Linked DNA regions of Homo sapiens: region 1 is linked to region 2. A link is a contact called in ENCODE Hi-C or POLR2A ChIA-PET data. All regions are on one chromosome and are shown on one strand. Each heading gives the region's core, a stretch centred on a gene start or an enhancer-like site at or near the end of the contact. The rest is flanking DNA. Distances are from core to core; before and after follow the strand shown. Region 1 has its middle 94 kb from the start of LINC01376. Region 2 holds the start of WDR35 (WD repeat domain 35).

Region 1 (3,738 bases), core at 1,058-3,557, 870 kb before region 2:
AGTCCAATGGCTCTGTAAGTGTCAGAAAAACATCTATGGATATTTTTTCAGAAATCTGGTCACATACAAATGAGAAAAGCAGGGGCTGCATGTGAAGCAGACACTGTATGCTTGGGGCAGGACCTGGGACGGACTTGGGTCTGCAGTATATAAGGCTGGCCTCTCCCAGAAATGCCCTCTCTAAAACTGGGACCCAGCAGAGACATGGAGGGATTCCCTTTAGGATAAGCCCGGCCCCTCCTTGCAGATGAAACTTCTGAATGCACTGTCCTTGGCAGTTCCAGGCACAGGGAGCACTGGATCATGGGACAGCACAGGCCCCCTGACTCCAGCTCCTGAAATGTGGCAGCCAGAAGCTGGTCCCCCTTCTATTGCAGAGTCTGAGCTGACACTGTGGACAGGAACATGGGTGGGGAGGTGTGGGTGGGCTATGCTTCCTTCAAACATGCAACTTCAAAGTCTTGGAGGATGTTGCTTGGCAGGGAAGAGAATCAGGGGCAACTGGAACGGTGATGGAATTTCCAATTATAAAAGGTCCCATTCAGAGCTGCATGCCCTGTTGCACAACAAGGGAACAAGGAGACATTTGATGGCATTAAAAGGCCTTGAGCTCAAAACAAAGAGACACAACATTCAAAGAGACACAACTTTCTCTGCTTTGTCTTCTGAGCCTTGAGCCCTGTCTGGTGTGATGTTAGGTTATAAAAATAAGCAACAGCTCATCCCACTCCGCCTTGACAGAAGGCTTGCTTCTGAACACAGACCTGAAGGCAGTGCACTCTGGGCTGGGTTTCCCCAAAAGCTGAAGCATACATTTAATTGGGATATTGGAGGAGCTGGATTAGATGCCCAGCTGTCCACTGTAGAAACACAAACTCTCTGAGACACATCTCCCTAATCTGATATCCAACCAATGACCAAATTCCTAATGACTCTTGCACCAGCCCCACCTTCATCCCCATTGCCATTGCCCACCTGGCAGCTACTGCTGTTCCGAAGAGGCCTGAGGGGCACAGTTACTAAGATTATGTTTGAAAATATTTCATAGGAGTCCAAAATCACAATGCCATCCTAAAACAAATGTTTATTAACCAGCTATTCCATCAGGCTGGTTGAGAAAGAGCGTGTTATACATACATCTCATGATTTATTCTTCAGAGCAAACTTATCTGGAAGAGGGAACAGAAACTCAAAGAAGTTGTCTAAGGTCCAGTACCAGTATTGTCAGAGCAGCGAATTGTCATCCACCAGATATCATTGTATTCTTCTGTTTCAGCTCCTCTCATACAGCGTTTGCCTATGAGTATAGTGTTTGTCTCACTTTATGAGTCCTCTTCACTCGGTGGTGATCATGTGGAGGACAGAATCGTGGAGGACAGAATCATGGCAGATAGTGCTTGAAACCCCTAGAGTAACCCCAAAAGATCTGGGCACAGAGCTTTTGAAAACTTGATTTTAAAAAGAATTTAATATTTGTACTAAATATATACATATTGATCAGTATCTGAATATGTTAATTTCTACATGCACCATTTGCCCAATATTTCATTTCTGATTTAGAAATTTTAGAAAGCACAATATGTGTGCATCTTTAGAAGTATAATTGTAGTCAGCACAATGTAAATTTTTGAAGAGTAAAAACATTTATACTTCAGGAACACAGTATCCCTGGGCAGAGACAAAAGGTACTTACATATATGCCAACTGACAAATGGAAAAATAAGGTCACCAAAGAAACTGTTACAATGGGAATCTTGTGTTTCTGATGTACATGTTCAGTTGGAGACATGAAATTTTCAAGAATCTCCGTCTACAGGAATGATGCCAGCTCTTCTCTCCTGCACATCCTCTCTGTGGATTAATCATCAGGCCCTGGTAACCACAATGTGACCACTATGTGAGGCGCCTTCTTCCCCAAAACAATGAAGTTCTGTCCGATTGTCTTTGGGAGGCATTTACAGCTCGAGGACATTGCTCTGTTTCATTGAAAGTACTCAGCGCTAGCGTCTTGGGACATGGCTGGAAGGGGTGTTGAGCCCGATTGGGTAATAACAGATGTTTCAGTGGGACACTGAGACATTCATACTGCAGGGCACCCAGCAGGGACACATTTTGAAAGGTGAGGAAAAGAAGAGGGAGCTTCACAGAGCATAGTGTGAGCATGCAGACCTATTACTCTGATACAGCCATGAGTGTCACAATCCCAAGTCCCCAGTGGGGTCTTCCCTATATAAAGGCTACATGAGGGAAAGAAGTCCAACTGCTAGATCTTCAACTCTGTTTCAATAACTGAGGAGATAAAATAGTTTCTGTTCATCTGGCTGCATAGGGTTCTGGAATGCAGTAGCTCTGCCCGAGGGGTCACTGCAGAGCACACAGAGGAACATTGTCATTCCCAGAAGAATGTGGCAGCCGCCCTGCACAGTAGGCTTGCCCCCCTCCACCCCCATATCTAAGAGCAGCAACCAAGAGTTCTTAAAATAATAAACAGCTGGCTGTGGGCTCGCTACACAAACTCCACAATTCCGGTACAATTCGACTTGACTGAACAGGTCTTAGACCACAGCACAGGAAACTCCAAGGTCCAAAGGCCTCCCACCCTTGCCCACCATGCCTGGGCACCCTTTAGAATGATTGTCCCAAAGCTTTGTGTCTGGGAGAGTCTCTTCTAGGAAGCAGCCAAGTGCAGAGGAATTCAAAGGCCTCTGTCTTGCTCTCTGTCTTCAGAGTATGGAACTACAAAGGTGGCCGGGGCTCTGAGTCTCTGCAGACCCTCAGAGCTGAAAGCAGAGACAACATCAGGGGAAGATGAGACAGAGCAGGAATCTAGATTCGGCTTATAGCAAAGACCCCTCTCCTGAACTTCTAGAGTGATACTGGGGCAAGCTGACAGTTACAGACTTATCTGCAGTCAGAAAAGCGAAAACAACAGAAGATGGGGAATCAAAGAAGCTGAAATTTGTTTCTGGCTCTGTCATCTGCAGATCATGTCACTCTGGATAGATTATTTAACTTTTCTGTGCCTCAGTTTTTCCATCTATAAAATGGGGATAATAGCAAACTTGTCCTGGGTGCCATGCCCATAGTAGATAACTAATAAATATGAATTATTTAATTAATTAGTGATTGAATGACTAGTACCTACCTCAAAGTTGCTTTGAGGATTAACTGAGGTTAATCTGTGACACTTGTTTCATAAATGGTAAGTCGTGCAGCATTCAGAAAGCACTGCAAAGAAACTGACCTCACTAAGAAGCCCTGAGAAGGGTTTCACAAAATGTGGGGTTTCACAAAATGAGAGCTGCTGAACATTCATTAAATGATATATTAACAGGTATTCAGCAGGGGAAAGTTTCCATGCAACAATATTCAAAACATTGTGAGATAAATTTAGATGGGTTTGGTCCTATATGACTTCTCAGGGTGTGTTGTAAATTTCCAAAAGAAATAAGATGCAGCTTTTTCTAAGCCCACTTGACTGTTGAATCCTTTTCACAAGGTTCTCAAGAAGTGGTGATACATTAGAAGACCCGGCTGGGGAAATGTACTTGTCTGTTCCCGCATTGCTCTAAAGAAATACCTGAGACTGGATAATTTATAAAGAAAAGAGGTTTAATTGGCACATGGTTCTGAAGGCTGTACAGAAAGCATGGCTGGGGAGGCCTTAGGAAACTTACAATCATGGTGGAAGGCGAAGGGAAAGCAGGCACATCTTACATGGCCAGGGCAAGAGTAAGA
Region 2 (4,130 bases), core at 206-2,705:
GGGAAGCTGTTTGCTGTGATTCCAGAGAACTAGATAAAGAAAGAAATCAAGCAGCAAAGACAAGAGACCTACTAATAGAAATGTAAAACGTATCCCATTTTCTGTTCTTGGACACTAGGTGAATAACCATTAATGCATCTGATAAGCAGAAAGGATGACACAGACCTGTAAACAATCTGCCAGATTTTCTTAGTGAAATGTTGACTCACAGGATTTCTTTTAGACTCCTAATAATATAGTACAATAATTAGACATAGCATAACACAGTGACTTATTTTCATTCTTCATTATTTTTCATTTTCCATTAATAACTCAGCAAAAACCATCCGATGTTTACATTCAACATTCTCTGAACTTTATTGCAAATATACTCCAGAAAAACACCATAAAATGTTTTGGTAGTTTTCCCTTTAAAATAATCAGAACTGCATATTGACAGATAACATGAGTAGACCGCACTGAACAAATAACATTAGCCAATTTACTACCAAACATGTGGGCTTGCATTCATTTACCTGTCTGCGTCTCTAATTTCAAAACTTTCAGTAATCCATCTTCACCACCGCATGCTATGAACCCTTGTTCCTTGTTCCAGGATACACACTGCAGCTTCACGTTATTGGGAATGGAAATCTGAAAAAGCAACCACAGCCGCACTAGCAACTTTTCACGAAGGAGCTGGGAAGTAAGTCTGCAGGAGATGAAAGCTGAAGAAAATCTTCCAAGAAGAAAAACGAACGGCCTTGCAGAAAAAAAATGAGCTGTTGTGAAAATGGGCATGGTCCCCTGAACTGACCCGGGCTCTAGCATTTGGGAAAGAGGGAAAGAAGTGCACAAAAGAGAAGGATAGTGACTGCGGAGGAAGCCAACGCCAGAGTCTCACCGGATGGATTTTTTAAAGGGAGGACGGGGAGAGGGTATAAATCCATACCACCAGTCCCTCTTCCTTTTTACCTACAACTTAGGCTATCCTATTGTTATTTCTTTTCTCTTGCCCAATGGCTCGTGGTGATCCAAAGAGTTTAAATCACGTGGATCAGCAACAAGTGGAGGAGGAAACATAGGGTAGCACGTGGCGACTTATCCTCAAGCCACCCAAAAGGACCTAGCCAGGGGCAGGAATGGGAGAGTGCTGCGAGAGGGCAGCAAGCTCGGCCAAAGACTGAGGCTCTGGGAACCGCAGGAAGAGGTCGGAGGCTGGACCCGGCGGGAAGGATGGCTGCGGAATGGCGAAGCCACGACCAGGACCGGGTGAAGGAGCCTGGCTTCTCGGGAAGGCAGCGGGAATCGCCGCAGGCTGCGGGAATGGCGGAGAAACGAGGACGCCCCCCAGGAAACTCACTTTCTTGCTCAGGTAGAAGAACATCGTGGGATCCCCGAGAGGGTCACGGCGGCCGCTAAGGCCCTCGACAAGTAACGGTTCTACGTCTCCAATCGGGAGTACCAGCAGCTCCGGAAAGCTCCCGTCGCCCTGGCAACCGCTGTTGCCCGGTCGCATCCGGGGCGCCGCGGGACACTTCCGGTGACGCCCTCGCACCGGGCACCGGCGTAGTGCGCCTGCGCGGACGTCGATGGGTTTGTGGGCGCAGGGCGCGAGGCGCGAGGCGGTAGCTGGGCTAGTCCTGTTCCCTGGCGTCTGGGCCTTTCTGCTCTCCGCAAGGAGCTGGGTCGCGACCTGTCACTGCCAGCCGTGCGCTCGCCCTCTGCGCCCCGTCTCGTGGTCACTGCCGCCCTCCCTCCCGCCACACCTGTGATGATCGCTATGGAGCCGCGCCTCAGGTGGCATTACTATAAACCTAAGAGGAGAGGCGCCCGTTCGAATAAGGGCAAATTATTTAGTATTTTGTAAGTTCCAAAGTTCCAACATTCTTGAAAGGGAAAAGCCATTTACTGTATTTGATAGGCTGGCGCCACTGGCCAGATGAAAGTGCAAATGTGCGTACTGAGATCTTACAACCCTTCTCTGTGTCTTTGGGGATTGGAGAACCTCTAGAGCAATTTAGGAATAGAAGATTTTGTTTATTCCGCTTGTTTTGATATTTTTTAACAGTTTAATTATTACCGCAACCCCGAGGGTCCTTTTAAAGGAATTTCTGTAAACGTTGGGTAATTACAGCGTACAATTGCTATTGGGGCATGGCCTCCCATTTTACAAATATTTGAGCGTTTGGTGTTTTCTCGTCTAGAGTCGACTGTTACATATTCTCTTCTTTTTCTTACCTTCTTTCTTCATTCTCCTTTGTCCTTTTGGAATGCTTGAGAGTTACAAAGCCTCAAAGTCTAAGGCATAGGGCAGAAATCCAAGTAGAACCACTCATGAAATTATTTGGTCTCACCTATGTTTTTATTTCTGGTTTTCCCTTTTACCATAATCTAGCATGTAATTTATGCATCAGTAGTTAATTTCCCCACTTGGAGTCTTTTCCCATCTCAGACAAAAATAAAATAAAAATCCTCCAATCCTTTGACCTGGGTGATTTGTCTCACCCAGCACAATCTATTATAGAATTGACAATAGTCCCTAGTGCCTTTCCTAGCAAATCTAAACTCCATCCAAAATCAGATCTTCCCTCAATCCTAAATGTTTTTACTAGGGAGCCCCCACCTCAAGTAAGCCAATATGCTTTCTGCAGGGCAACATTCCATCCGGCTCTGCTTCCCAAGCCACTTTATATATGGTCCTACCCTCTTAACAGGCCAGTTGTGCCTAGCCAAACCAGCACAAATCAGTCTCCATGAGGAATTCTTTCCAAACTTAACCCAATCCCATTCAGATAATGTTTGCTTTCCATTGTTTGTGTGTCTGTTTAAGATACATTGGCCCCTGTCCATAGGCTCCCTATACTGGACGCATGAGACAAATTAGTATTATCTAACCCAGGAGTTTCCAATAAACTGGTCAAGACATAATTAGTTGAAGCTAGTTACTGATGGTGACACCTGAAAACTCACCTCTCTTTATCTTTCCCTTCTTGCACATGAACTCTCATTTATTCCTTCTATACCACCATTTCTCTGTGGTATATTAATATGTATTACTGATTTTGGGCTCAAAAAAGTCTGGAAAATACTACTGTAGCTCTATGTCATACCCTTTCAAAATTTTTGAAAAGTAAGAGATGCTTTATATATTTCCTTGGTATATTTAGTTTTTGTTCCTTCCTTAAAGTTTATATTTTATATTTACATCTGTAGGATATATTTGCTTCTCAGGAGCTTATATTAATGTAAAGCTCATCATTATTTTATCCAAATTTAGATAATTTTATATTGAAGCCTTTCTTTTGAACCTGAACTTACACTTTTAGCCTCAGGAGTGTGAGATTAAACTATAGGAGGAGAATCAAACTTCTGTCTTTTGATAAGAAACTGTTGAATATCAAAATAACTGTTAATTCAGTATAATTTAAAGAAATATCTTTAATAGACAAAATTGATGAGTCATCAAAAATAGACATGATAATATGTAAAGGTAATAACTTTTATTATATTAAAGACAATGCAAACGAAAAACAGAATTGAGCAGTGCAAAATTTAAAGGACTGTTTTGTTCTCAAAGTTGCAAGTTTCAAAGCCAAAAGAATTATATGTATCAAATATATAAGTAAAAAAAAGTTAGACTTTCAAGCCTGTAATCCCAGCACTTTGGGAGGCTGAGGCAGGTGGATCACTAACATTAAAAAGACAACATTAGATTTTGTCGATTTATAGCAATTTTATAAATATATAACTTTGTCACTTGGATCCTGAAGCAAAATAATAAAGTGAATTTGGGATTTTTGTACTTGGTAAAAAGTTTAACACCCTAAATTCACAACTAGTGCTCTTTAGTAGTACATTTCTTTCAAAGACCAGAATGAATTAAAAATGGCAATGTAATGTTCACTTGATCTGTGTTAACTATTTTTAGATATGTGTATTACAATCTATTGATCACATCTTCAATAATACTCCAACAAAATAAGCAAAAAACAAAAAGTGTTAAACAGTTCAAAATTACATTCATCTCAGTTATATGAAGTTGTATGTGTAAATACCTTGTACAATTTGCACTCTCAGTAATAAGATTGATTTATATTATAAATACTATCAAAAGAAACTAGACCTAAAGTTTCCATTGTGAATATGGT

The links. A loop is a pair of places that touch in the nucleus more often than their neighbours do. ChIA-PET counts read pairs that join two places held with the same protein, here RNA polymerase II (POLR2A).
Region 1: a loop to region 2 is called in a map of breast epithelium, with 27 times the contacts of the local background. The contact joins the enhancer-like site here to the promoter of WDR35 in region 2. A Hi-C loop is called at or near these places in 1 of 168 maps with a recorded cell type or tissue (breast epithelium). POLR2A ChIA-PET finds 5 or more read pairs at or near these places in 1 of 52 experiments (HEK293).

Annotation. Positions count from the first base shown.
Region 1 is chr2:19,119,169-19,122,906 of GRCh38, forward strand. No RefSeq gene overlaps it. Among named protein-coding and RNA genes, the nearest start is that of LINC01376, 94 kb to the left of the region's middle. Within about 2 kb of position 2,308, at least 5 of the 41 ENCODE cell types and tissues checked have a DNase peak (open chromatin) inside an H3K27ac peak, as active enhancers do; they include breast epithelium, where a contact is called at or near this core.
Region 2 is chr2:19,988,650-19,992,779 of GRCh38, forward strand. WDR35 (WD repeat domain 35) reads right to left here and starts at 1,456. Exons shown (of 27, transcript NM_020779.4): 1 at 1,343-1,456; 2 at 516-633. The coding sequence starts at 1,366. WDR35-DT (WDR35 divergent transcript) reads left to right here and starts at 1,555. Exons shown (of 3, transcript NR_110235.1): 1 at 1,555-1,845. It overlaps MATN3 (matrilin 3), which reads right to left. Exons shown (of 8, transcript NM_002381.5): 8 at 3,403-4,130. RefSeq lists enhancers at 1,187-1,236, 1,253-1,756, 1,387-1,436 and a silencer at 1,597-1,676.